Linked DNA regions of Mus musculus: all the other regions are linked to region 1. The links are chromatin loops, found by intact Hi-C in ENCODE. Cell type or tissue: left cerebral cortex. All regions are shown on one strand.

Region 1 (4,000 bases):
AACAGTGTGGGGTCTTGCTAGTGGAGTTTTCGAATTCATTCATTCTGAACAATTGCTGAAAATGTTTACGGAGTGTCATTAGTCTTGCTCGTTCCTGTTTACCTCTGTCTCGGATAGCAGCTTAGCAGGTAGCACTGTTTGCTGTGAACTCTAGCTTCAGCTAACATTACTTTGCATTCCATATGAACGGGTTCACTCCTCACTTATCCCTGGTCATAGTTCGTTATGCATTCAGTATAGAGAGAAATGACAGCCAGAGGACAGATGCCTTGAAGCTGTGAGTGGTCACATCTACAGGAAGACAGTCGATTGACATTCATCAGAAACAGGATGGATATAATTCCTATGCTCACCTTTTGTATGAGTAGGAAGTATCAGGGGGTAAAATTTAAAAGGGGGGGGGGATTAAATGCATGCAGTCAGCAGTTGCAGCATTTATTGTCTCTGCTGCAATAAAATCCATATTTTATGTGGTGTTAAATTAATGCAGCATGTTGGCATGTCTAAATGGATGTCCTCAACAAGTAACTATTATAGCACTGTAAGTATGGGCCAAAGCAGTAGTCGGCAAATGTTTCCATGCCACCACAATAAAAACCAAGTACCTCTTTCCCATGTACAGGGGAGAGGCTATAGGTATAATCAAAGACAAACATTTAAAACTGACCTATCATCTCTTGCTTTCAAAAAGAAAAAAGAAAAAAAAAAAGGAAAGCCGATCTATTTCCTACAATTGTGGTCCTTCATTCCAGTAAAAGCTCCTATTATCCAAAGCGGCACATGCATTGCTACTCTTTGGAGATGCTTCCTTTAAAAAAATATATCTAATTTTTTTTTCTCTTGTAAGATCTATTTTAAAAATAATCTGTCCCTGTGATGCTGACAACTGTTATACTTCAATGCATATGTTAGGAGACTCTCTCCCTTCTCAACACCCCCCCCTGCCTTTCTTTTAAAACGTAGTTACAAGAGCTTCACTGTGGTGAATAACACTTGGCAAGAGGGTGCTCATTTTTTAGGTCTGGTATGGTGAGGATTTTTAATTAGTGGAACTTTCATGAAAACATTATGTCATTGACAGAGCTGCATGTTCATTTTTAGTTACAGAGAGGAAGGGAAAGGAAGAGAGAGCCCGTGTTCTAGAGAGATGGGCACATGATAAGTTGCATGGGTAATCTGCTCCCTGGGCTGGTAAATGGGGCACATATGTATTCCGTGTGCAGAGCAAGAGGAAATACTGGTTTATTTGGCCAGAGAGGAGTGAATGGATTGAAAAAGTGAGCAGATGTGCACAGCCTGTGTATGTGGCCGAGGGGAACATCAATTGCAAAACATCCCAAGGGTAAAAAGGTAAAGGATTGCTTCCTTTTGCTGTTACTTTTTTTTTTTTTTTTTTTTTTGACTATGTTTTTAAAGTCTGACTCACTGTCTGCCTGCCTTAAACCAGACACTTCTTTGGTTTCAAATACTCACTGTTAACAAATTGACTTCAGAGCTGATTACATTTCTCTGACTCCAAAGAATGGAATGACATACATTGTGATGTTGGGGGGTTGGGGAGTGTGTATGTGTGTGTGGTTGGGGGGGGGGCGGTTAGGGAATTGAGAAAACCAAATGGAAACTGTGTGAACCAATCTACCTCTGCATAGATGAAATTAATGGTTAAATTACCAGGTGCTTGATTAATGCTCCAGGTGAGGCGCTTTGATCTTTATAAAAAAAAAAAATCACTGTTCACTAAGAGGCACTATGCTGTGTGCACTTGGGATGCAGAGCTTTACTGTGAGAATTTTTTTTAAAAATCTACACTGAGATATTCTTGGTGAAAAAAAAAAAAAAAAAGATTTTCTGTCTAGAAAGATATACAGCTCTGGCAACCTGGCACATTATTAAGGGAGTTCATGGAATATGAGAAACATATAAATAAATAAATAAATAAATAAATAAATAAATAAATAAATAGTTTCCCTAGCTAGGACTGTAATACGTGACAGTGCAAAGGTTGTGAAAGACGTGAATCCTGACCGGACTAAAAGGTGAAGTTTTTGATTATTACCTGCTTTCTCATATACACAAATAGAGACGGCAAAGTGTACAGATCTGGCAGATTTCTTGTCACATAGCTGTTTCCTGTGTCTCTTAACCTACTTTGCAGTAGGAGATCCGACACCACATCCTCCCGGAGTATGTCATTTTATACCACATGTCTCCACTAGGCGGCAGCACAGGCACAGCGTTGGACTGAGCATGCTGATTCAGCAGCTGTGAAGCATGCTAAGTGTTCTTAGGAGTCTTCAGAAGGTACAGGAGGCAATTGATACAGATCAACGGTATAAACTCAGCTTCCCTTGTCTAGACCTCGGTCTTCCAGAGCAATATTTGTACCATACACATCACACCCTGCTGATGTCACATTACAAGTAGCTACAGAATAGTAGGAAGTACAAATAGAGAAACAGAAATACTTTTTTTTTTAAATTGGCAATTATAGGTGGTTTATTTAAACTATTTTATTTCTCAGTTTCTATCTTAATTTTGCTAACTGCTTTGTGATTAATTTACAATATTGTCAAAAAACGTCGTTTCTCATAAAGAGCAAATGTGCGTTTGATTGTAACAAAGTGGACTGAAGTTCAAAAACAAGAAGGATTACCTATTGGTTCTCACAGTGATGAAGTTGACAAATATTGCTTCAAGTACCACGTAGAGTGACTATTGTGAAAAAGTGAATAAGAGAAAGATTATTAAAAATACAAAATTGAAAGTTGACATAGGAAACTCTATATTGATTTACACAACAGTCAAGACAGTGACTTCATCTAGACAATAACCTGCACTATATAGGACGGAAATATCTCTCTGTGTTTGTCTGGACAGCACTTGGGTCATGTTCACAGAATGTACTTCTAATAATTTATTGCTTTTAAAATTAATAAATTATGCTCAGGGGTTTTTTGTTGTTGTTGTTTTTGCTTGTTTGTTTGATTTTGTATTTCTGTCAACAAGCAGTTCCTGTTTCTATGATGGTGATGTCTGCTTAGGGGTCACCCTGGTCCTCATTTCTGACTCTGATAGATTCCATTCACTCTTTACTTGACATTTTGCTCTGAGACCTTGAGCCTTTCCAAATCAGTTGTCTTTCCTCGAAGGGTGGGTGCCTGAGGCAGAAGGGACATACTGCTTTTGCCAAGCCTTTCCTGACACCGTTCAGTCCAGCTAACCCTCACCCACACAGAGTAGAAGAATCAGGTCTGTCACTTGAAAGCCACAGAATTCTGTGGAAGTTCCAATAGTGAGATGTTAGTATTAATCAGGCAGCTCTTAAACGTAATTTCTTAATACAACTTTGCCTCATTGTTTATTACCAGTGCAACTTCTCAGAGAAAGACTGGCTTCTGTGTAATTTTGTTTTTAATCTTGAAAGTCATTTATTCTCACAGATTCCTTCAGACTTTTGTGCTGTTCCTCTGTAGCTGAATGAGTGATGTATCAACCTCTCTATTACAAAGTACATTTTGTTAAAGCCTTAACTGTTCGGGAAGCAGAATTTTAAAAAGAGAAAACAGTGCATTGAATATGAGGGAGGACAGTCAAACCCTAGCCCACATCATTTCAGGGGGTAGGTTCCTGAGAAATAATGCCTGCTTGTGGGAGGGTGAGATGCCTTCCTGTGGGAATCGTTTGCAGGTTAGAGATGGAGTTTGTTAGTAACACTGGAAAGCACTTTACCATCATGTGATTTCAGTGCTCAGTTGTATGTATGTATGTATGTATGTATGTATGTATGTATGTATGTATGTATGTATTTTAGAAAGCAGCATCTCTAGCCTGTCTTTATACATGAACATTAAAGGACATTTCAGGCTTCAGGAAAGGATGCAGCAGTAGGCTGGAAGATGCAGTACAGCCTTGTCTCTCAACAGGAAACTCAGCAGTAGATGACAAGTCTAAACACTTCAGAGCATTGCTGGTCTTCATAGATTTAGCAGAACATTTCCCT
Region 2 (4,000 bases), 270 kb after region 1:
ACCCTGAGAATAGCTCCCCTCCTGCCCAGGAGCCTGTATATCCTGGTGCACAAAGTCCTGTACCCCCCAACCTTGCCTTACCAGAGGAGATCACAAAGCTAGTAGCCAGGTTAAACTTCCTTTCCCCTTAAAGGTCATGTCCAGCAGCACCTGGAATGCATCTTTGTTCAAATGAGTGATCGCCAGAATCCTGGCCCTGTGCAATGATGTATACTATCTACTCACCCCTCAAAGGTTTGTCCCTCCTCCCAATAAACTGAACCAGTTCTCTGAAGCTGTATCCTGGGTGGGTGTGTGCTCTTTACCCACACAATCACTGATGACCATGATCTTGCCTGCACCCACCTAACTCAGCCTAGTTTCCCTCCCTCCAACTAAGTCCTGTGTGCAATGGGTCTGGCTACCCAGAGGGAGAAAAGCAGACATGGGACCACACCCATCCAACAAAGGCATGTATTGAAACTTCACAAATATCATAACTCCAGACCTCCAGATGCATAGACACTAGTGCAAAATCACAAATATGAACAACAAAGACATTGTGTCTGCTTTAGAAGACAGCAACTCTAACGCAATTCATAAAAGTAGCCGAACTACAAGACAAAGACTAAGCAATAGCAATTATGAATAGAAAAAATATTTACTGGAGAACAATTATAACTAATAGTATTTATGAGTGTGTCCAAAGATCTTTAAGAAAATAAGAATAAATACCTAAAGGAAGACTGTAAAAACAACCAAACAAGCAAGCACACACACACATAAAAACAAATAAGTAGTTGAGTGAAAGAAATGAAACAATTCAGTATGTGAAAGTAAAGTTTAATAAAGAAATACAGTTAGCAAATAAAAGCCAAACTGAAATAAAACTCAAAATGAAAAGCTCGGGAAAACAAAATAACAAAATCAAAGGTAAGCTTTACCAGCAGATAAAAAGACATGAGGGAGAGACTTTCAGGTCTTGAAGATAAGATGGCAGAACAGTGATTGCTCAGTTGAAGAACGTATTAAATCTATAGACAAATAAATAAACAAACACACAAATAATTTAATATACAGGCACAAATCATACTGGAAATCTGGGTCAAGATGAAAAGACCACACCTTTAATTCATAGGTATGGATAAAGGAGAAAAAACCAAGGTCAAAACCACAATAAATATTTTTAACAAAAGTATAGAAGAAAATGTACCTAATCTAAAGAAAGATGTCTTTGAAGATTATTTTTATTTTATTTTATTTTATTTGGAAAATAAAATCCAAGCCAAACCAACCAATCAAACAAACAAAAAAACAACACCAAAAAGCAAAAGCAAAAACAAAAAACAAAAAGCAAAAAAAAAGCAAAACAAAGCAAAAAGAACAAATAGAACAGCAAATAGCCAGTACTAAAAAAAGACATATATTTAAAAAAAATACAAATCCAATCCAAACCAACCAACCAACCAAAAAAACAAAAAAAAAAAAAAAGCAAAAACAAAAACAAAAACAAAAAACAAAAAACCCAAAAAACCAAAACAAAACAAGAAACAAATAGAACAACAAATAGCCATTACTAAAAGAAAAAAAGAAAAGAAAAGAAAAAAAAGAAAAAAGAAAAAAGTCAATTAAGAAAAAAACATTCCAAAGTGTAGAAGAGAGGAAAATATACTCACTGTTAGCATTACCAGTACAGCCACTATAGAAATCAATATGGAGATGTTTCAGTTAATTAAAAGCAAACTTTCACATTCTAGCCTTGGTTTTATTAGGGAATTACAAGTGGGAATTAAGGACAAAATGAGCACATGGAAACTAAACATTAATTTTTGTCCAGTATGAATGATGTATTATGAACGAACAGAGCGTAGGTTCTAAATTAGAATATTAGAATATGAACACATGAACCAATGACTTATGAAGGGTTCCCTGACTACTAGTCTCTAGATTCTGGTCAGTTTATTTCATCATATATTCTTTGGCCTCAAGAAACTGTCTTTGTATTACCGTCCAAAAATTCCTTTAAAAAAGCATTCCAGCGTTTTTTTTTTCTCTCCAGTTCCTAAACACTGAAAGTTTTTAAAGTTCTCTAAAGTGATATATTTTAGAATTTACCTGCTCTCTCATAAAAATATAATATTTGAATGACTGCATAGAATTTGTTGATAAAGGAGGGTGACTGATGTTTTTGGCACTGTTAGGTGTTTCTATAAATAAGAACTTTATATTTGATAGTCACATGTCTGTTTTCCAAGTTGTGATGCATATCACCAAATTATGTACATGCCTGCACATACGAAAGCATACAGCCTGTTGAGTGAACTTAGTGAAGCTTCCTCCCCATTGCCTACTGACAGCCTGCTTGGCTGGGCTGTAAGGAGTAGCATGCTTCCTTTCACCTTCCTGTCCACCTTACGAACCCGAGGCCCTTTTTCCACACTGATGTAAGTGATGGAGGGACAGATGTCTGGTTTTCTCTTTTCTACTTGTATGTTTCCTTGGAAACTGCAACCCCTTTGCTTTATTTTTCCTGACTCTGACTTCAATTTGAACACTTTTTTTTTTTCCCAGCTGAACACGTTCAATCTCCTAACCCCTTGGTTATGACCAGGGTCTAATTTGAAAGGGTTTTTTTTTTTTCACTTAAGTTCTTTTGTGATTGTTGTTATCAACATTGGCTCACAAAACCAGCTGGAGTCAGAACTGTGGCCATGTTTGGAAAGAACCATTGTATATTAGGTGACAGAAAGGAACCAACTTGTTTGGAGTTGGGAGTTGATGGGGTTAAAGGAGGGATGAGGCTATCAGAGTAAGTCTGTTAGGTATACATATGAAGAAAGACATGAATTCGATTGGGGAATGTATATGTGTTTTCCTTTAAATCCCTATGTCTTACTAACTTTATGTTAATGTAGGCAATTTCAGTGATACGGGGGCAATTTAATCCAGCATTCTATGTTAACAGTTAGCCCAGTTTGCTCAATACAAAAGTAATTTCATCCAGCATCCTTTATGACCAGTTAACCTAGTTTGATCAGTACAACTAGCTCAACATCTGAAGGTAGGTTCTGGTCTTTTCAGGGGGAAGGGAGCCTCAGGTCGTTTCTGAGCTTTGAAGAACCAACTGTTCTTGCTGAGATGGGTGTGGGATGTGCGTATGGGGGTGGTTCTTAAGTAGGCTGTTCTGGAAATATAATGCTGTGCTTTATCTACACGGCACAGTAGTAGGTGGCTGCTGCTTCTTTCTTCAAAAATTTTCATCCAAGGTTGAAATAGAGGTTTGAAATTTTTTACTTACTTGAGTTTTCTTGTCCCGACATATATCGGATACTCAAAAATGCTGATCTTGTTTTTATTGGTACCACTAGATACCTATTTTGCTAAGTGTTGTCCCTGGAAGAGCCGTAACTGGAATGTTTTCAGGCAGGAGAGAATCCCGCTAAGAACAAAGGAAGGTTGTCTCATCTTTTCCTGCTTTGCCCTCTGCTTGTTTGGACACAGCCCACTACCTCAGGAGTGGCAGCTGCTCTCTGTATTTAAAGGAGTAGGAACCTTACCCACGAATACCCCATATAGAGAAAAGTGATAACAATGAACACTGAATGTTTGCAATATTTGAATGCCAAAGGAAGAAGATAGACAAGAGAAAGAACACAGATCGGGGAACTGGAGAGATAGCTCAGTAGTTCAGAGCACTGGCTGCTCTTCCAGAAGTCCTTGAGTTCAATTCCCTGCACTCACATGGTAGTTCATGGCCATCTATAAAGAGATCTGACATCCTCTCCCAGCATGCAGGTATACATGAAGCAGAGCAGTCATAAATGAATAAATGAAATAAACAAAACAAGTAAAACCAAATAAAAAATATTAACACAGAAAGGCCATCAATTGAGCAAAAATAATACTGGAAGAGGAAAAATTAAGTATTTGTGTTATCATTGTGAACGTGTAGACATTCCCAATGACCTTTTCAGCCTTTATATAATGACTAGAGAGTGGGGAATTATCATACCTCAATTCT
Region 3 (4,000 bases), 160 kb after region 1:
GACTGGCCCAAATTAAGACCCATCTCATGGGAAGAGAGCCAACCCCTGACAATATTAATAACACTCTGCCATGGTTGTAGACAGGAACCTAGCATAACTGTCTCCTGAGAGGCTTCAACCATTAGGCAATGGAAACAGATACAGAGACCCATAGACAAACATCAGAAGGAGCTCAAGGAGTTTGGGTGAAAAACAGGGAGATAGAACTGAGCAAGCCAAGATCCAACGTGAGCAAGCCAACTGAGCAAGAGGGGTCAAGGATACCACAGAAAGACTTACACAGTCAGCTAATCTGAGCCCATGGGGGCTTCAAGAGACTGAACCACCAACCAAAGCCAATGCACAGGCTAGACCAAGGTCCCCATACATTTGTAGCAAATGTACCGCTTGGTCTTTATGTGGGTTCCCGTGAAGTAGGCTGGGAGGAAGGCTGTCTCTGTTGCCTGCCGTAGGTTCCTCTTCCCCTACCTGGACTACTTGACTAGACATCAGTCAGAGAGAAGGTGCTTAGTCGTGCTTAAATGTACCCAGGATGGGGTGATAACCTAGTGGGCTTTCCCTTCTGTGAGGAGAAGGGAATGCCAGTAATAGGATGAGGGATTTGTAAGGGCGGGACTGAGAGGAGAGGAGGCCGGGTTGTAATTGGGATGTAATGTGAATAAAAAAAAATAATAAAGTTTGAAAAAAAGACCACAAAAAATGTCACTTGTGCTGAGGCCCCTCTTATAGAATTACAAGGCCCCTGCAAGACCACATTTCAAGGACATTTTTCTTTTTTTAAATTTGGTGACCTCAATGATAATATTGGAGGATAATGGGGAAATAATTTATCATATACAAGTTAATATGAGAGAAATATAAAAAAATGACCTAGAAATTTTTTTATCCAGAAAAAATATTTAAGTCGTTCTTTACTACAGATCTTTCACAGAAGTAAAACTAGAAGTAAAGGTAAAGGACCCCGAGAAAGAAATACTAAGGCAATACCAGGATGGTCTGCACCTCATTTTGTATACTAAAGAGAATTAAGCTCCATCCACGTGGGTGCTATCAGCAGAAGTGTGCTTGCAGCTGATTAACCCATCAGAAATTACAGTTCACTACCAGGTGTTAAAATATAAATCACATTAGTGGTAGGGGAGGTTCATGTTGGAAATGTCTGCAGGTACGCCAAGGACTTAGATATACCCATGTTTTACTCCACAAGGAACGAGGCTTTTTTTCAGAATCTAGTTTATATACTCTGTGAAGGGCATCCTTTTATTTCCAACAGAGACCGTGCGTTATTTTTGTTGTCACGAATACAAATGAGATCCCTATACATTGTGACTGGTTCCGTGCCGTTCTGAACTGTTTTGATCTCCAGCTAAAGGAGGAGATGTAAATAACTTCACATAGCCTGGGAAAATATTAAGTGCAAATATTCACTCTGCATCAGGTGATTGGTTCTGATTATGTAAACACATGCAGGTGCCCTTCGGGACCCAGACACTAGTGAAATAAAATAATTTAATTTTCAAATTCAGAAATCCTGATACTATTAGCAGTTGGTACTATTAAGAATGTCATATACAGGACAGTATCCACAAAGACCCACATTTTTCTCCTAGTTTTCATACGTGCACTCAAAGTACTAGTTTATCAACATCTAACATAGAGCATAAATTATACAATATCATTTTACATGTACTTTACTTTGAATATTCTCTAAAAATTCTTATGTATGCATATATGTATACATACACATACATACATGTGTATACATATGTGTATGTGTACATATATGTGCACATATGGTAATGCAGTAATATATATATATACACACACAGATATGGATATGCATATTAACATTTATACATTTTCTTTGTTCTGTCCAGACACCATCCATCTCAGAGTTCTTGAATCCTCTCCAGTTGGCACAGCTGTGGGAAGTGTAAAAGCCACTGATGCTGACACGGGGAAAAATGCTGAAGTGGATTACCGCATTATTGATGGAGATGGCACGGATATGTTTGACATTATAACTGAGAAGGACACACAGGAAGGCATCATCACTGTGAAAAAGGTGTTCAGATTCACCAAAAACCAGTATCTCTGTCAAGGGAGTAGACATTTCCTTGTGTGCTATTTGCTCCCACATTAGCTACGAAAGGAAACTCCACGGGCGTGATCAGTTGGGTTTTACATTACACGTAAATGAGAAGGCTCTAGTATGAGAGCTCGTTAGACATTCTGAATATATGCCCTTATTTGTAACATGAAACCTGAGATTTGAAAAAGAAAACAGGCAAGTTAATATATGTGTAATTATATTTTTTAGCCATGTTATTAAACCCCACGGTAAAAACAATGTTTTCTTAAAGAGCAGTTAATAACTAATAATGGCAATATATCATCACAGTCGGGGGCATAAAAATAGCATGCTATCCAGATGCATGAGCCAATAATTAGAGTTGCTAATAAAAAGAGACAGAATGGATTGGAACATAATTTAATTGTTCACATTTCCCCTTCTGCTATATAAATTAAATCTACTGCTAACATATGCTCAGTGATAGAATTTAGAGGTAGCCAGGTTTTTTTTTTTCAATTGGCTCCATCATTACAAGAAAAATAAGGCAAATTTCTATTTAGATCCAAAAGAAATATCATGAGAAGAGTAACCACTGAGATATTGGTAACCAATACAATTATTCTGGGATGATATTGAAGGCAAAGGACACACAACCAATTATTATTCCAAGTGACTAGCAATGCTAAAGAGTCACTTTTATCATAAATAGGAAGTAGCAATAACTAACCAGCGGGTAGCAATAATCCACACAGAATCTTTGATTTCCTTGTGTGAAAAAACAATGTAGAAAAAACTAAGCAAGGAATGTTTTGTGCAATGTTTATAGGTCAAGAAATTATGTTTAATATCTGTGATATCTAAATTATCTCAATTACAAACATTCCTTTGCTTTATAATACATCATGAAATTGTATTCTCATGAAGCTAATATAACTCTTTCTTCCCTCCTTTTATAGTATTTTGTTTATCTTGAATGTGCCTTATAACTGCTGTAGTTTTATTAGAGTTTGAAATCCCATAAGACTTCATAGTTCCATGAATCCATTACACTGGTGGAAATATTTTGACATATTTTTTGAACGTTCCATATTTTTAAAATTTAGTAATTATTGCCTTAAAAAGTTGAGTCATAACCTGTATGTCATCAAATACATGTATACACAGAAGCTTACAACTTATCAACCCATTTTTAGATGAAATTACTACCCTTATGAGATAAATTTAATATTCATCCAAATTTCTGCAATAATCTAATTATTTTTCTATGTTCTAAAGCATTTGGCACCTTGACTTATCGAGTCAAATTTTTAAATATTTTTTTTTTATAATGAACAACTTTCAGGATCTTTAAGTCCTGATGTAACTTGGGAATGGCAGACATCCCATTGCCCCAAATCTAACTAATGATTTTTGCCTTCATACAGCCACTTGACTATGAGAACCGAAGACTATATACTCTGAAGGTGGAGGCAGAAAACACCCATGTGGATCCACGTTTTTATTATCTAGGGCCATTCAAAGATACTACAATTGTGAAAATCTCCATAGAAGACGTGGACGAGCCTCCTGTTTTCAGTCGATCCTCCTATCTGTTTGAGGTTCATGAGGATATTGAAGTAGGCACAATCATTGGTACTGTAATGGCAAGAGATCCTGATTCTACATCCAGTCCCATCAGGTACTTCAGCCAACATTTAAGATTAAAAGAAACAGAGTTGAAAGGCAGAGAGGGACCAAGAAATTCTCAGTGCTTACAAGAGTTTCTCGGTAAATTCTACCTAATTTTGGTGTTCACATAGTTGAGGGGATGTTTTCATTGAGTGTCATGGGCAACACATATTCCAGCTTTATGGTTTTCTAGGTTTTGCCTTTTCCATTATATTAATGGCTTGTGTCATGTGTTTTGAGTCATTAAAATGCTGACGA
Region 4 (4,000 bases), 1.7 Mb before region 1:
AAATACTTTTCCAGTTCTTTAGATTCTTTCCATAGTTACCTTTTGGAATGAATAAATAGATGTGGAAGCCACAGACATGGAGAGCTGAATGTATATATCATAGATTGCAGTATTAATATCTTTACTATAAGCAGTCAAGCTAAATGTAAAGAATTTTGTATTAAATCCTATTGTGTAAAAAGCACAGCATCAGACCAATGTGATCTAAATAATGAATGATAATTTCCGCTCTACTGTTATTTTAAATTGCCAGTGTAATTTTATTTCTTCTTTACTGAATTTTGTTCAATTTTAATTTTCAATGCAAACATACTAAATATGTATGTTCTGTACGAAAATAAATACATATTAATTAAATATGTAAGAGTTATTAGGGCATAGCTATATCTCTTGTGAGGCTATTCCAGGGCCTGGCAAATACAGAAGTGGATGCTCACAGTCATCTATTAGATGAAATACAGGGCGCCCAATGAAGGAGCTAGAGAAAGTACCCAAGGAGGTAAAGGGGTCTGCAACTCTATAGGAGGATCAACAATATGAACTAACCAGTACCCCCCAGAATTGTGTATCTAGTTGCATATGTAGCAGAGGATGGCCTAGTAGGACATCAATGGGAGGAGAGGCCCTTGGTCTTGAGAAGATCATATGCCCCAGTACAAGGGAATGCCAAGGCCAGGAAGCAGGAGTGTGTGTGTGTGTGTGGGGGGGGGGTTGCTGGGGAGAGGGTCGGGGAGGGAGGGTATAGGGGACTTTTGGCATATCATTTGAAATGTAAATGAAGAAAATATCTAATAAAAATGAAATGGAAAAAAGAGTTATTAGGAGAAGTAAATAAAACACTTTTATTTCTCATACTATTTTTCTCAGACTTTGTTTTATTATTGTAAATATTATATCTTCAAACTTTATGAAGACATTGCTGTAAATAACAGTTCATAATGTCTTCATGAGTTCTTCAGGATTTGTAGAATATTTTTCTAGAGTTTTGTTTCCAAGGAGAGATGTACATGCAATTACTTCAGTTGAATACTATTTTCCTCAATTTTATTTGTTTTATTCAGACTCTAACCATGGAAGGACATTCTTTTCCTCATCTTTATCAGTATTGTGCTAGGTGTTCTACTTTGTTGTCATAATGCTGTGTCAGAGATGGGATTGCAAGGAGCTTTAGTCAAACACCAAGCCCTGTCTGACATTTAACACTTCTTATGGGAAGTCACAGATTTGTAGCTAAATGACACCCTTTCCTGACCGATGGTGCCTTTTCAACAAGCATTTTTTTTCCTTCATTTTGTGCTGAACATAGGAGTTCATACATGACTAGGAGTATTTAACTGCAACCCAGGTTGGTCTCAATAAATTGATCTCTCTATCTTAGTCATAGCTGCAGCTTTAAGTTAACTCCTAAAATTCTAATGTTTAAAACTAAATTAAATTCAGTCCAAAGGAGGAAAAACTCCCATTGAGATAGTTACCAAGCTCCTGGTAGCAGTCAGAGGAGTCATAAAATCCTTAGACTTTTGCTCTCTAACAATATCTGTTTATGAAATTCCAATATAAATCATTTGAAATGAAAATTGATACTATACATATATTGGAATTTGGAGGAATAAACAATGATATACAAGGCAACATGCTCAGTACTATACAATCTATCTTTATAATAAATATTTTAAAGAGAAAATAATTTCCTGAATATTTATAATGTAAGCATGATTTTCTACTTTATAAAAGAGAAAAGTTTAAATGTTAACATATTGTTTTATATTCGAGTTAGGAAGTTTTATATTATTAAATATGAGTTTCTTGTAAATTCATAATTTTCAGAGGGTTAAACATTAAGCTACCTATGTTTACTGTGACTTGAATATAGTTTTATCTTTCCTTTCAGTATTACTTCCCTCAATTACCATTGTAGACAAACATACACGGGTAAATTTTAAGTGGCCAATTTGATGTCACTGTATTTCTAAAATCTAAACTGACTCTGAATGTTGGCCTTGTATTAAAACAAGAGGTAAGCAGTCACCCAACCTAGATGATACTTGGACATTATTAGATAAATGGATTCTGATTGTGAATTAGCCACATCCCTTTGTTTCTGTTTCCTTCTGTTCCCAAGAGGCTCCGACGGTGGCACTCTCCCGACAGGCACTGGGGGGCAGTAGTGATCCTTCCCTCCTCAGAGTCAGGAGATTTCACTGCACTTTACTGAATTGTCTCGGGTTTTTCTATATTGGTATTTAGACATTACTCATTATAATGAGTTTGTTTTATGCCTTTCTCTGCTAAAGATGCACCTTAGATATCACACTATAATTAGACAAGACATCCTGCTCATTTGACAGTTTTACCAAATATTTTTTGAAACTATAGAAATTAGAAATTTCTCCTCTATAGCTGGGATGAAAAGAAAAGTCTTATAAATGTATTATGAAAGATAACATACCAAATCATGAACAAATTCATTGCATTAGTTTTAGAGCCAAGAACTTGTTAAAACATGAAAATTAATAGTTAAGATTATAGTTAGATGAAAAAAAGAAATGGAAACTTAAAAATATGAATTTAAAATTTGCTTATAAATCTGCTTAACATTCATAGATTTAAATAATTTAAAAATTTTGGTAACTTTCTATATAAGGTTAACATATTTAAGTATAACACTAAATTTTTCTTATTTGAAAAGATGAAATATTTCACCAATTCTTAATCTACATTTTATACTTCATAGCAGTTTGTAAATTTTTTGTTATTTTAATTGTACTGAGAACTGGACCAAAGGCTTTTTGTATGCTAGAAAGGTGTTGATACTCAACAATTCTTATTATTATGTCCACTGTAAGATTTTACTTTATCTGAATAATTATTAAATAGAAACAATAAATTTCTTATTTTTGAAAAGAAATTTGAAATATAAACATTTAAAACAGAAGTATGTAGGAAAGCAGAGAGCATAAGTATCTGTTAAGACATTAGCAGAGTTTATATTCCTTTCTTTCTTTCTTTCTTTCTTTCTTTCTTTCTTTCTTTCTTTCTTTCTTTCTTTCTTCCATCTCTCTTCCTTTGTTTTTCTCATACCGGAATTGATGGGACCAATGTTATGCATATCAAAGACAGGTCCATTATATTAAGAATCACATATCTTTGTTCTACTAATATGCAGGGTAAGAAAAAGAAAAGAAAATTTTCTAATTCGGTTACTAGAACTAATAATTTACACCTAGAAAAGCTGCACTCATGAACCAATGCTGAGCATTAGGCCAGGGATGGGAAAGTGTTCTACAAGGCCGGACTCTCCTCTGCAGCAGATGTATTGTGGTCCAACGCGTCTCGGTTCTCAGTATGTTCATTTACTTTATGGTTAGAATTTATGTTCTTGTTTTCTGTACGATTGAAGATTTCCCGGAACGGAAGAGATAAAATGTATCACAGTGGTCTTTTCCATTGTCACAAATGGATTGTACAGCAGCATACAGAGAGAAGCTTGACAGAAAGTGGTATGCTCAAGTACCCAGAAGAGGACATTTGATCTAGGATTCTTAGCAGGGACAAGAAAATACATTGGAAATAACTCATCTGTGGATGAAGTACAGTGACAGACTTACTTCTACTTGAAAAAGGAAACATTGTAGTCTGCTATTTGGTAATCCTAATCTTACCTCTATAAAAGACAGAAATGGCATCTTCAAAATCGCAAAAGCACTTTGGTTTTCCTTTATCATTCTGTGTATCATTTTGTCTGATTTTTTTTAAGCACACTTTAACTTCCCACATCCTTAGCTTGTAGAAAAGAAAGCAACAATAACTATTGTATTTTTAGCTGAACTAAAATGAATGCAATGAATATGGATCCATAATTATAATTTCAAACAGGATACCAGGTTACAAAAGCCACTTGTCCTACTAACTCTGCAGAAATGAAATCTGCACCCACACTAGCATACCCATGGAGAGCTGAAAGTGACATAGAAACTTAGATGTAATATGTATGTAGCTA
Region 5 (4,000 bases), 420 kb before region 1:
ACTAATCCCTCTCCAAAGTCTTTTCTCTCTGTTTCCTAAAAAGTCTTTCTCTGCTATTTTTTTTTTTATTATTTCTTGGAGGTAGGAAGTCTCATCATTCACATTTTTTACTCCCTCTAATTACCCTCAACATTTTTATCACAGGGATTTTTATAACTTGGGGATTTAGTTGCATCCCTGCCTTGGCCTAGTTTCTTTTTCCAATAACACCACCAATTTGGTAAATTACATGGGAAAGAAAGAGACAAGAGGAATAAAATAGAATACCTTCTTCTTCTTCCCTTTCCTGTCTTAAGACCTCTCCTTCTGCTTATATAGCCAGTGCTCAGTTATAGCTAAGGATTTCATACAAAGAAGTGGTAAACTTTCTAGTCTCATAATTCTTCACAATGGGTATTTTAGATGTGGGTGACTTAACGTATTCCAATACAAATACCTCTCTGTATACAGTTCTACTGAATGACAAAGTTCCAGGAAAGTGTTCAAATATTTGTAATAGGATGAGAGAGGCAATCACAGACACAAAAGTTATTTGGCCTGTTTAACTACATCACTGAGTCCCTGGCCCCTTTACACTTTTCCTGTCCACTTCCATTTCATCCATTGTTTTCTGTAAATGGGCATTGATGGGGCTTTTTCTGTGTCTACTCTATTTTTTTTTCCATTGCTAAAATGTCTCTTTCCTTTTCTTTGACAAATTCACAGCAAGCCCTGGTCATCACAGGCCTTTGAGCATTTCACAAGACTTTCCTAGGAGAGCTTGCATGACATCAGTGTTTAATAAATAATTCTAACTGCATGTGGTGCTTTCAGCAGCTGTTTTCCTTCATTTCACTCTTTGTCTCACTAATCACTTTCTCAAAAGTTGTAATTTCATCAGGTGTCCCTGATGTCATTGGCACAAAGAATTCTATTGTAGAAACACAATAAAACTATCTTTCTGGATATTATCTCTTATATTTATAGAAATAGACCTACATTTTTTTCTTAATCAGTTTTATTATGTTCTTAGTTAGCTTTTATTTCAGATCAAATATGATATATTTCGGAATCATCATAGTTTTTTTTTTTTAACAAGAAATGATTACAGTATAGCAGAATGTACTAATATTTTATTAGTATTTTCAAATGGAAAGTCATTTTTCTTTCATACTTCACATGAAAATAACAGAGCTTTAGAAAACTAAATGCTGTGAGAGATAATAAATTGTAAGAAAGACAAAAATAAGAGTTGTTTTTAAATAGCTGAGCTTTTGGAAATAACTAAATCCCCTGCTGTTTCCTGGATGTAGAGAAGATTACATAATAAACTGTATATCTGAACTTTCTCATCTGAAAAATGGGTATAATGTGAATTATGACCTTCTCGGGGATTTTTAGACTTTACAATATCAACATGCATCAGGGCTTGGACAAGTTTGACACTTAGAATCATTCAGTAAAAACGTTATTCTTATAAGACATGGGGTTTGGGTTGGACTATGAGAATAATGAGTTAGTCAAAAATTAGACATAAAGAAGGGAAAGGAAGCTACAATGGCAAGATTTCGACTCCCTTATGAATGCTCTCAGGATTATTTATAAACAAGAGATTAATCCAGTAGAGGGTGCCATTGTAGAAGATAGGAAACTAATCTGAAGATGTGGAGTATCAGGGATTTATACACAGAGGAGCTCTGGAGGCTTGCATCCCACAACATTGGATATTGGTTGGCAACACAGATTATTTAGTGTGGAACTAAAAGTAATAAAGTTAAAGTATGTTTGCTGTGCTGGTATTATAATGAAGCTTGGTGAATTCTTAAGTGTAAAAAAGGGAGAACAGAAATGAAAATAAAAGACTTGACTATTGGTGCCGTCTATGTCTTTAAGCAAGCAGCCACACTATTCACCCTGAATGATGAGTCCCTTAATTCTGAGTTGTGACTTGGTGCTAAAGGGCACATTGGTATGTTTCCTCCTTAACTGTGAAATTCTTCACTTTTATTGTTTCTCACTCGCACTTTCAAACCTTGCAAATGCTGTATTATTGCACTATTATATAACAAAATCACTGCTATCTCTCACTTTCCTGTACTGATCTATGCACAGCACCTTCTGTCAAATAAGTCAGGACCCCCGTGTCTGACAAAATCAATTCATCAAAACTGCTGGGCTTCCTACTAATCATCTTTCTCGCAATGTATTACAAAGCACATTAGCAGCCTTTAGTGTTTCAGCTTGGGTGCAGCAAAACAACTTTGTGTTTCACTGCTCTCTTTGAAAAGAAATCAATGGTTTTCAAACTAAACTACTCATGACAATCATGTTAGATTCATTAGCATCTGCCCTGGTTGTCTGTATGGAGGTTCTACTGCAAACTTGATTTGCATTTTTATCTGTAAGGAGCACAAGGTTTGAATTGCCTAAATGTTTCCTTAATTATTGCTCCCATTCTCTTCCACACCCATTCACCTCAAACCTTCCACAAGCAGAGAGCAGGACTAATTAGTATCTAATTGATATTTTTTTCAATACTGCAACAGAATCACTCTCAATACAAAGAGAGTAATTTCATTATGCACTGTAGAGCACACTTAATCAGTCATAATAGCAAATATGGGAGTATTTGTTAGGTCTTTAAAATGCTGCATTTTAAATAAGAGGCACCTGGATATCTCTACTAGATTTTTGTTATATAAATAAGAAAACTTTAAAACAACTCATTTATTCCTTGCATAAAGCTGGGGCATTATTGTACAATCACACAAGTAGGTAGTGCAGACAAGAAAATGAAAAAAAGATAAAGCTTCTTCTGCAAACACATTAATAATTGGGGAGATATTTGAAAAACAACACTGTATGAGACTGTAGATTTGTCCTGAGGATCCTACAGTCACAAGAAAGTGCAAACACTGGTATAAAGATGAGTAAGAGGGACTCCTGTAATCATTGACCCAGAAAGAATGCAGAGAAGTAGCCATTGGTTGGAGGAAAGATTGGCACATTCACTCAGACCAATCAGAAATCACCAAAAATGTAGCAGCATAAGAAAGATATTCTCAGTGGTGTTTGTTGAATGTATTTTATATTTATTAAATACATTCAAGCTATAGAATAATTTCTAACCTCACACTCAACTGAAAGTTCACTGTTTCAAGTTAAAATATTAAGGTGTTCTTTAAAAGATGTAAAAGCAACAAAATGTTTTTATAAATACTATATGTTGGGCTAACTCTGCAATAAATAAGTTTCTGAGCTCTCTAAAATTTAAAGGAACCCCTCAAACAACACACATGCATGCACACACACACACACACACACACACACACACACAGAGAGAGAGAGAGAGAGAGAGAGAGAGAGAGAGAGAGAGAGTGAGAGAGAGAGGAGAGAGAGTTTGTTTCCTTATGGGTTTTATTTGTTTCTTTCTTTGCTTGGTTTTTTTAGTTGAACTAATTTTTTTATTATATTCATCACAATATATATTTTATACCAATCATAAAAACGTTGGATATGTTATTAAATGAACATTAATTGATAAAATCTTTCTGTTTGCTTGTTTGTTTGTTTGTTTGTTTGTTTTTTAGTAGAGCTTGGAAATCTTGGCTCTCACTGTGGTACAACCCCCAAAAGAGAACAATTTTTAGACATTGGTGTTGATTGTAATAAGGCTGTAATTCAATGTCCCTCACATTACCAAAAGATTTTACCTCCATAGTAGCTAAGCTAAGAGTTGACAGTCCTGCTGTGCCAAGGAATGAATTGTAGGCACAATTATTTGGATGCATATTTCCTGTTATGGTCAAAGCTATTTCACTTAAGTGACTTAATTCTCAGCCCACAGGGAAAAGGTTACATTCATTTAAGAAATGGTGTGTGTATTAAGATGGTCTATCCATGAAGTCATTGATCAACTGTTTCAATGAATGGTTGGCTTGGAGGGTGGCAGAGACATTAGGTGAGGGTAAGATTCTGGTTAATTGACTGTGATGATTTTGAAAAGAATTTGCTTCAGAAA
Region 6 (4,000 bases), 460 kb after region 1:
CTGATACCTCTCAAAGTATACTATCTTGAATTATTTGATTTGTGATTTTTGCATAAACAGTTATATGCACATTTGAAAAAGATCCTGGAAAAGTGGTACAGTGTGGTGATTATGTTTACGGTTTGGGGAAGTAAAATGTACCAATTATAAAAAAAAATAAAAAATAAAAAATAAATATCTTTCTTTCAAAAAAAAAAAAAAAGAAAAGGCATTGCATTACAACTGCAAATTAGTTCACCAAAGACCTTATCCAAGAACACAAAGAAACACAATTATATTTCCAGAAGCACTGACTATTCCCCTAAATTGCCATCATCAGAAGAACCAGCTGCAATGATCCTCCTTAGATTTTGGCTGCAGGCAAATAAAGTGTTAGAAGTACTTTTGGGAAAGGGATGCAGGAAAATGAAATGAGGTAACTAATTATTGAATTAAGTTCGTGTAGCTTGGGGGGAACAGTCATTTGTGAAGAGCATATATCCCACTAAAAACCTGTGCTATGTAAGTTTAAAAGACATCATATTCATAAACGTGCTATGTCCTTTCCTGGTTTATTTAATGAATTTGTTGCTAACTTCACTATATTATCCATAGTTGAGTGAGACTGAGGCATCTATCTATTATGTTCCTTTCTTTTACAGTCTAAGTTTTGACAGAGATCTGAACTTTTTATATTCTTCAAAGTTTCTAGAAAAAAAAGTTTGTTCCAAGTCTCAACTGACAGTATCTAATTAAGCTTTTTTTTCTCCTTAGCTAGCCTCAGGAAAGACATTTAAAAGATACAAGAGCAACAAATACAAAAGTACCCACTAATGACTGATAGATAATCACCTGTTTTGTCTTTGAAACCTCCATTCTGGAATTCCAGAGGATAATTTTCACCCCTTAAAAAGCAACATGTGTTATGTACTATTGTTTATAGGTGCCTGCTCACTAAGGAACAATGCAATTAATTGTTGTCCATCCCTTTATTTGGGCATCTGTGATCCATCTGTACAGCACACACAGACTCCAGCACAAATAATAATTCTGTGGCTTTCTCTTTTCTCAGATTTTTCTGTATTTTGGTCCATGCTTTCTTTTACCAAAAAAAAAAAAAAGTGCCTATGTCATATTTTAATCATACTGTTTAAGCCTAATTTATTAAAATTCTTATATAGGTTAAAAGGCTGACTTTACAAAGGCACCTGTATTCTTATTTTTAAGGAAAAAAATTGGCTAATTTAATTTAGGGTCTCACTAGTTCAGTATGAAAGAAGCGAAGTTGTCATCCATGCTAGAAATATACAAACATTTTTAGATCTATTTTCACCTATTTACTCTGTGTTGATTTGTTGGTAGGTATACTTGAACATTTCTAGTTGCCCTTTTTATTTTACTTTTCTTTGAGGGAGGATATGATAATGACAGCACAGTCTGTGAGCATTACAAGGACAATGCTTGGCAAAGGTACATGGAGGAACTTTTCAAAGTGTTCCTCTTGTCAGCAGTATCCTAGACAGTTGTAAGATGTTATGAAGGATTCATTAATAAAGTCTGCATGAAGTGGAATAGGCTTGATACTTTATAGATACCACGTACCCCATTTATCTGTGTTAACTGGCTGAAATCTTTTGTGCCTGGCTAGTGCATAATTAACATGTCACTATAAAACTGCTCAGCGTTTGGAAGAATAAATTCACATTCCATTAAATAAGGATCATCACCACTTTAATGGTCTGCATGTTGCATTTTAATAGCCGTATAAGTAACCAGAAAATTAAATAGGTCTTTTATCTAATATGCATTTTCACATTTAAGAGTACTCCTTGCAAAAGATAACTGGGTTGGCTGCAACTGATCAGGGTCCATTAATGTGAGATGGCTTGTGATGCAGTACATTTTCTAATACCCGGTGTGTGGAAATGTTATGCAAATTATTTGTAAATGTGAAACCCTCAAGAGCAAAGCTGCATTAACTGTTCCTATTGCGAAGGTACGGTCAATAATTCACAGCCATCAATAGCCGAACTGAAAATAAATTGTTTCTGTGCAGTTGCAAACTGCAGTAGAAATGGAAACAGCACCATCTTCTGGATTTCAGGAGCTTAGAGCGGCTCATGAACTGCTGCTGGTCGTTGCTTTCTTTGGTCAAAGTTCCAAATGATATTCAGAGTTGCATGTGAACGCTGTTGTAAAACACTTTACAGTCTGCTTTAAAATTCTAAAACATGAAGGTGTATATAGTTTCTAACTAAACTGTGCATGAATAAGACATAAGCATTTTTATGGTTTAAAGTTTTATATATTATTCTCAGTTACATCTTCCAGTACAATAAATGTGATATTTGACCTAGATTGTTTTAGTTCTTCATTGCCATTGCAAATTTATAAAAGTCTCAAAGTGAAATAATAAATAAAACAACCATTTTGGGGAAAAAGTAAAACAAATTATATATATATATATCGTCTATAAATACACCCACTGTGCTCCACTGTAATGCAAAGTGAATGAATAAATAAATAAATTCCACAAAAACAAATGCGAGAATGAGAAATTGGCTAAGACTTTCATAGTTAAGACCATAATTTAATCATCTTTTCTCACTAATCATTAGCTCTGAGGTGACGAGCTATTCAAATGTCAGTCTCCTTTACTGTCATCATAATCTTAGTGGAAATATGGATCTCATGAATATGACTTGTCAATACAAGTAGTACATTTAAGATACTTTTATTTTTCCTGTTATGAGAAAATCAGAAAGTTTGAGGACAGTGGATGAAGAAACAAGATCGAAGGTCTATTAAGCTTGGTACCATGAGAATGCTGAAGGAGGTGGAGATTTTCTACCCTGTGTCCTTCGTAAAATTCTACCTCGCCTCTGCTTTCTCTCCATGATGTGGCCCTCTAACTTTGTATTCCTCTTCTCCCGTCCTCAGTCCTGGCAGTCCTCTCCTTTATGGGTTACTTGGTATGCTCGATAACATAAGTCTCCTCAGCTACTGAACTCAAGCAGTACATTTTAGGCCAATCTAACCTGCGGCTTCTACTCTGTGTGGGCTGAATGGTCCAGGACAATTGTTGACCAATCATCAAACTCTGGTAGGTTCACACAAGACCCTAAACTTGATTCTTAATCTTCTTGATGTTTTCTTCTAATGCTTAGTTTTAACCAGCTTGCAACTATCGACATCCCCAAACCATTCCATGATACCAAAAGTAGGTTTTGGCATTCATTTTTCCCTTCTCTTTCTTCAAGGAAATTTGTTTCAGATGAGGTTGTAAAATAGGACTTGAGATGTCTCAGGGGTTAAGAGCTCATACTGTTCAAGAGAAGGCATGTTTTCGAATCTTTGAAGCCTCATATTCATGAGGACCACTAACATCAGTTAACTCCAGATCCACAGTGATCTAACACTTCTGGCTTCCATGGATGTCTGCCCTTATATGGATGAATCCACACACAGACACACACACTCATATACATGATTAAAATAAAATAAAGTTTAAGAAAGAAAAAAAAGCATAAAAACATCAGGTGTAAATATAAGGTAGTGTTGACTGAAATTATTTGCAATCATGATAATATTCTTTTCTCTCTCTCTCTCTCTCTCTCTCTCTCTCTCTCTCTCTCTCTCTCTCTGACCTTCTTCCTCCTCCTCCTCCTCCTCCTTCTCCTTCATTTGTTGGGATAGAGGACCATCATTCACAACCCTTGGCATAGCTCTTGATTTTACCACAACTTCGATTTATTTCACACTAGTGTATTTTGTTTATTTATATCTACCCATCTCTCTCCTTGTTCACTCTTTTACTCTCGTCATCTTTACTTTTTCCAACATATGCATGCATTTCTAATGGGTATGTAGAAAATTTGTATAGCTTTCACTAAAAAGAAAATCAACAAAATTATATTTATGTCACATGTTCACCTTATCTATACTGTCAAATTTATTAGAAATGAAATAAAATAAAATTGGTGTTATTAGTCTTTAGTCTGTAAAGGTTGAATAATTGAGT
Region 7 (4,000 bases), 220 kb after region 1:
AACTCAAGAAGGTGGACTTCAGAAAATCAAATAACCCCATTAAAAATGGGGCTCAGAACTGAACAAAGAACTCTCACCTGAGGAATACCGAATGGCAGAGAAGCACCTGAAAAAATGTTCAACATCCTTAATCATTAGGGAAATGCAAATCAAAACAACCCTGAGATTCCACCTCACACCAGTCAGAATGGCTAAGATCAAAAATTCAGGTGACAGCAGATGCTGGTGAGGATGTGGAGAAAGAGGAACAGTCCTCCATTGTTGGTGGGATTGCAGGCTTGTACAACCACTCTGGAAATCAGTCTGGCGGTTCCTCAGAAAATTGGACATAGTACTACCGGAGGATCCAGCAATACCTCTCCTGGGCATATATCCAGACGATGTCCCAACCGGTAAGAAGGACACATGCTCCACTATGTTCATAGCAGCCTTATTTATAATAGCCAGAAGCTGGAAAGAACCCAGATGCCCCTCAACAGAGGAATGGATACAGAAAATGTGGTACATTTACACAATGGAGTACTACTCAGCTATTAAAAAGAATGAATTTATGAAATTCCTAGCCAAATGGATGGACCTGGAGGGTATCATCCTGAGTGAGGTAACAAATTCACAAAGGAACTCACACAATATGTACTCACTGATAAGTGGATATTAGCCCAGAACCTAGGATAACCAAGATATAAGATACAATTTGCTAAACACATGAAACTCAAGAAGAATGAAGACTGAAGTGTGGACACTATGCCCCTTCTTAGATTTGGGAACAAAACACCCATGGAAGGAGTTACAGAGACAAAGTTTGGAGCTGAGACTAAAGGATGGACCATATTCAGGGATCCATCCCATAATCAGCTTCCAAACGCTGACACCATTGCATACACTAGCAAGATTTTATCGAAAGGACCCAGATGTAGCTGTCTCTTGTGAGACTATGCCGGGGCCTAGCAAACACAGAAGTGGATGCTCACAGTCAGCTATTGGATTGATCACAGGGCTCCCAATGGAGGAGCTAGAGGAAGTACCCAAGGAGCTAAAGGGATCTGCAACCCTATAGGTGGAACAACATTTTGAACTAACCAGTACCCCGGAGCTCTTAACGGACATTTGTATGTGAAACTACTATCTGAATGCACAACAAAGTAATATTAACTTTTATACTGAAGCTTAAATTTTGACTGTGCTGACTAAATGAATATGCAGAGGTCACATTTCAGTACTCATTTCTGATACCAAATTCTCTAATTCCAAGTGTAATATTTTTTGGAATATGCACCATTTTACCTACAGAAGAGAAGATAGGACTGGTTATATGGAAGACACTCAGTAGTTTAAGAATGAGTGAGGGAGTAATTGCTTATAAACTTGTTTAAAATATGTTGTTTTGTGTTAATAATGTGATATATCTTATAAATGTGATTGTAAAACAAGTACCTAGCCTGATAGGTGACTTAGGTGAAGAGTAATTGTCTAGCCACTAGAAGCTATAGATTCAGCAATGTATAATTGCTAACAACAAAAGTCATCTCACTAAACTAATCTATTATGTGGAATCTTTAAGAAATAATGAGCACTTATAGTCAAAGCAATAACATAGCTCTAAAAAGGGTGTATATAGAAGCTGGCCACTTCAAAATTTTTTAAGTTCGTAGTAAAATGTTATCTCTTTGCTATCCTGAAGTCTTCCTTGCCAGTTTCTTCTCAACATATGTGAAGATTCAGGAGATTGCTCTTCTGAAATTCTTAAGAGATTGTCTGACATCTAGTGGGCACTCACTAAATACTTGCTTGCTAAGTTACATTACAAAACATAGAGGGAGATGAAGGAAGAGATCAGTCCCCACAAAATATAAACATCTTAAAATGTCTCTCAGGTAGAAGGAAGTGGTGGATGCTTTAGCAGCTTCTAAGGTAAACACCTGAAACATGGGTCCCTCCATGTGTACTCTTTGGTTGGTGATTTAGTCCCTGGGAGCTACTGGTGGTTCATATTGTTGTTTCTCCTAGGGGGCTGCAAACCACTTCATTGGGTCCTTTCTCTAACTCCTTCATTGGGGACCCTGTGCTCAGTCCAATGGTAGGCTGCGAAGATCCACTTCTGCATTTGTCAGGCACTGGTGGAGCCTTTCTGGAAACAGCTATATCAGGCTTCTCTCAGTAAGCACTCGTTGGCATCCAAATAAGTGTCTGGTGGGTGATTGTATATGGGATGCATCCCCAAGTGGGGTACTCACTCCTATGTATTTATTCTCTAGTTTTTAAAATTATCTAATTAAGTACAATTAGTGCTGCCCATATAAGCATGAGTGCAAAGGCTTCCACTGACTCATGGACAATCGACTGGGAGACACACTGCTGAAGAAACTCTTCCCCTAGCAGTCACCAATTGCCAGAAACTACTTAGTCAGGCATGGAGGATCCTCAGCCTCTCCCAACCATGCTGTTTTAATGGCTGACTCTTTCCAATGTCTTGTACAAGTTGCTGTAAGTTCATGGGCAGAAGAGACAAGCCACATCAGAAGGTAGTTTGCAGTATTCTCCTTGAACCTTTAACTGTAGGAATATTTTTGCTTATTCTTTTAGTAGTGTTTGACAAGCTTTTGTGGTTTATGTTTATAATGTTCCATTTGGGGACCAAGCATAGACTGTTTGTTTTTGGCTTTTTTTTTTCAAGTTGTTGGGCATTCAACTCCTTTTTTAAAATTTTCTCTGTCAACACTATCCAAACTAAAGTATCCTAATAGAAAATAAATCAATATATATAACTAAGTTTATCTCTGTTGTTCAAATTCTATGGCTATCCATTCTTCATAGTCTTAAAAAATGTGTACAGATGCAAGCATAAGTAATAAGAGCACTCTAATAGTAAGTTGAATGTATGCTAGTGTGTTTCTGAGAAATGATAAACTTCCTGATGTGTGATTCTATGACATGGATGAAACACTAGAGTATTAGAAATAAACATATAAATCAGATTTATGGGGAATTGATTTCCCTTCACACTAAAATACAAATTCGTGTGCTTTATCATTTGATGAAAGCATCAACTTCCAAGTTACAATCTGCAACCAGACTTTGCCTATTTTGTGGTTTTGCTTTGGTTTGGTTTGGTTTTTTCTGCCCTACTTCAATACCTTTCCACCCCTTCAAAAACCCTAACACTAGAAAAGAGATAAAAACTACTTTTTGCTGTTTAGGGGTATAGAGTTTCTTGGGGCATGTTTGGTCTTCACTGTCAGGATATCTAACTTGTTCTTCCTCTTTGTGCACTACTACTTTAAAAGCACAACCAACAGTAACCAACAGTAACTAACTATTAACAATCTGCCCTCCAGCTCTTGGGGCCTTAACATTTATATACCTTCTGCAAAGTACACAGAATTCTAAATGTCACACAAACTATATGGTGTGGGCAAAATCATGCCCCTGCTAGAGCATGAGGCAAATCATAAATAGCTGCCTAGGGAAATCTGAAGCATCCTGATATCCCACACCGGAAATTAAAACAAAAACATATTCTTAGAATATTTTTGTGTTTTTTTTTTAAGAAACCAAAATTCTCACTACAACCATCATTTAAATATTAGTTTAATGATTAGGATTTATATCAACTTCACAGTTATAGAGTTTAAATTTTCTCAAAATGTCAGATTGTCATATAAAAATAAAATTAGATAGCCACTTGGTTTTCCTGTATGAAAGAAACAGATGGAAGGAACACATGGATTAGATGCCAAGAAGGAGGAAATGATATCTATTTTTTCTTGTAAAAAGAAAAAATATAAAAAGATTATTTTGTTATTATAATAAATAAAAGTTCTATTTCTTTCTTTGGTTATTTGTTTTGGAATTTCTTTCAAATACCCCATAATCATTATTTACATTATGGATGTGTTTTTAAAAAAAACCTGCCTAATCACATAAAGACATAAAGATTATATAAAGTCAATACTAGACACATTGAGGGATACAACTGAGTCTAATGACAGAGTTGTATTTA

Evidence for each region. A loop is a pair of places that touch in the nucleus more often than their neighbours do. Peaks named below come from ENCODE experiments on the same cell type or tissue, not always from the same donor. Only the 100,000 strongest peaks of a DNase experiment are listed, where the experiment ranks them.
Region 2: a loop joins it to region 1, with 4 times the contacts of the local background. A loop is called at or near these places in 3 of 42 quality-filtered maps.
Region 3: a loop joins it to region 1, with 2.1 times the contacts of the local background. A loop is called at or near these places in 2 of 42 quality-filtered maps.
Region 4: it touches region 1 in a loop (4-fold over the local background); 5 of 42 quality-filtered maps call a loop at or near these places.
Region 5: it touches region 1 in a loop (5-fold over the local background); 5 of 42 quality-filtered maps call a loop at or near these places.
Region 6: a loop joins it to region 1, with 14 times the contacts of the local background. A loop is called at or near these places in 14 of 42 quality-filtered maps.
Region 7: it touches region 1 in a loop (6-fold over the local background); 6 of 42 quality-filtered maps call a loop at or near these places.

The regions. Positions count from the first base shown.
Region 1 is chr15:18,819,351-18,823,350 of GRCm38, forward strand. All of the region lies in intron 1 of Cdh10 (cadherin 10), which reads left to right. Among named protein-coding and RNA genes, the nearest start is that of C030047K22Rik, 2.4 kb to the left of the region's middle. In left cerebral cortex, a CTCF peak has its summit at 2,206 (motif pointing right); DNase peaks (open chromatin) are centred at 211, 487, 1,071, 1,522 and 3 more places; H3K4me3 peaks cover 4,000 bases; H3K27ac peaks cover 3,232 bases.
Region 2 is chr15:19,091,132-19,095,131 of GRCm38, forward strand. No RefSeq gene overlaps it. Among named protein-coding and RNA genes, the nearest start is that of Gm35496, 92 kb to the right of the region's middle. In left cerebral cortex, no CTCF peak of the experiment used is centred here; DNase peaks (open chromatin) are centred at 2,448, 3,129 and 3,452; H3K27ac peaks cover 1,611 bases.
Region 3 is chr15:18,983,189-18,987,188 of GRCm38, forward strand. Cdh10 (cadherin 10) reads left to right here. Exons shown (of 12, transcript NM_001316758.1): 6 at 1,878-2,065; 7 at 3,499-3,752. Among named protein-coding and RNA genes, the nearest start is that of C030047K22Rik, 170 kb to the left of the region's middle. In left cerebral cortex, no CTCF peak of the experiment used is centred here; no DNase peak of the experiment used is centred here.
Region 4 is chr15:17,096,994-17,100,993 of GRCm38, forward strand. No RefSeq gene overlaps it. Among named protein-coding and RNA genes, the nearest start is that of Cdh9, 370 kb to the left of the region's middle. In left cerebral cortex, a CTCF peak has its summit at 2,157 (motif pointing right); DNase peaks (open chromatin) are centred at 2,155, 3,391 and 3,930.
Region 5 is chr15:18,398,290-18,402,289 of GRCm38, forward strand. No RefSeq gene overlaps it. Among named protein-coding and RNA genes, the nearest start is that of 4921515E04Rik, 31 kb to the left of the region's middle. In left cerebral cortex, a CTCF peak has its summit at 1,612 (motif pointing right); a DNase peak (open chromatin) is centred at 1,667.
Region 6 is chr15:19,274,578-19,278,577 of GRCm38, forward strand. No RefSeq gene overlaps it. Among named protein-coding and RNA genes, the nearest start is that of Gm35496, 91 kb to the left of the region's middle. In left cerebral cortex, a CTCF peak has its summit at 2,067 (motif pointing left); a DNase peak (open chromatin) is centred at 1,992; H3K4me3 peaks cover 386 bases; H3K27ac peaks cover 223 bases.
Region 7 is chr15:19,038,519-19,042,518 of GRCm38, forward strand. No RefSeq gene overlaps it. Among named protein-coding and RNA genes, the nearest start is that of Gm35496, 140 kb to the right of the region's middle. In left cerebral cortex, a CTCF peak has its summit at 1,780 (motif pointing left); a DNase peak (open chromatin) is centred at 1,758.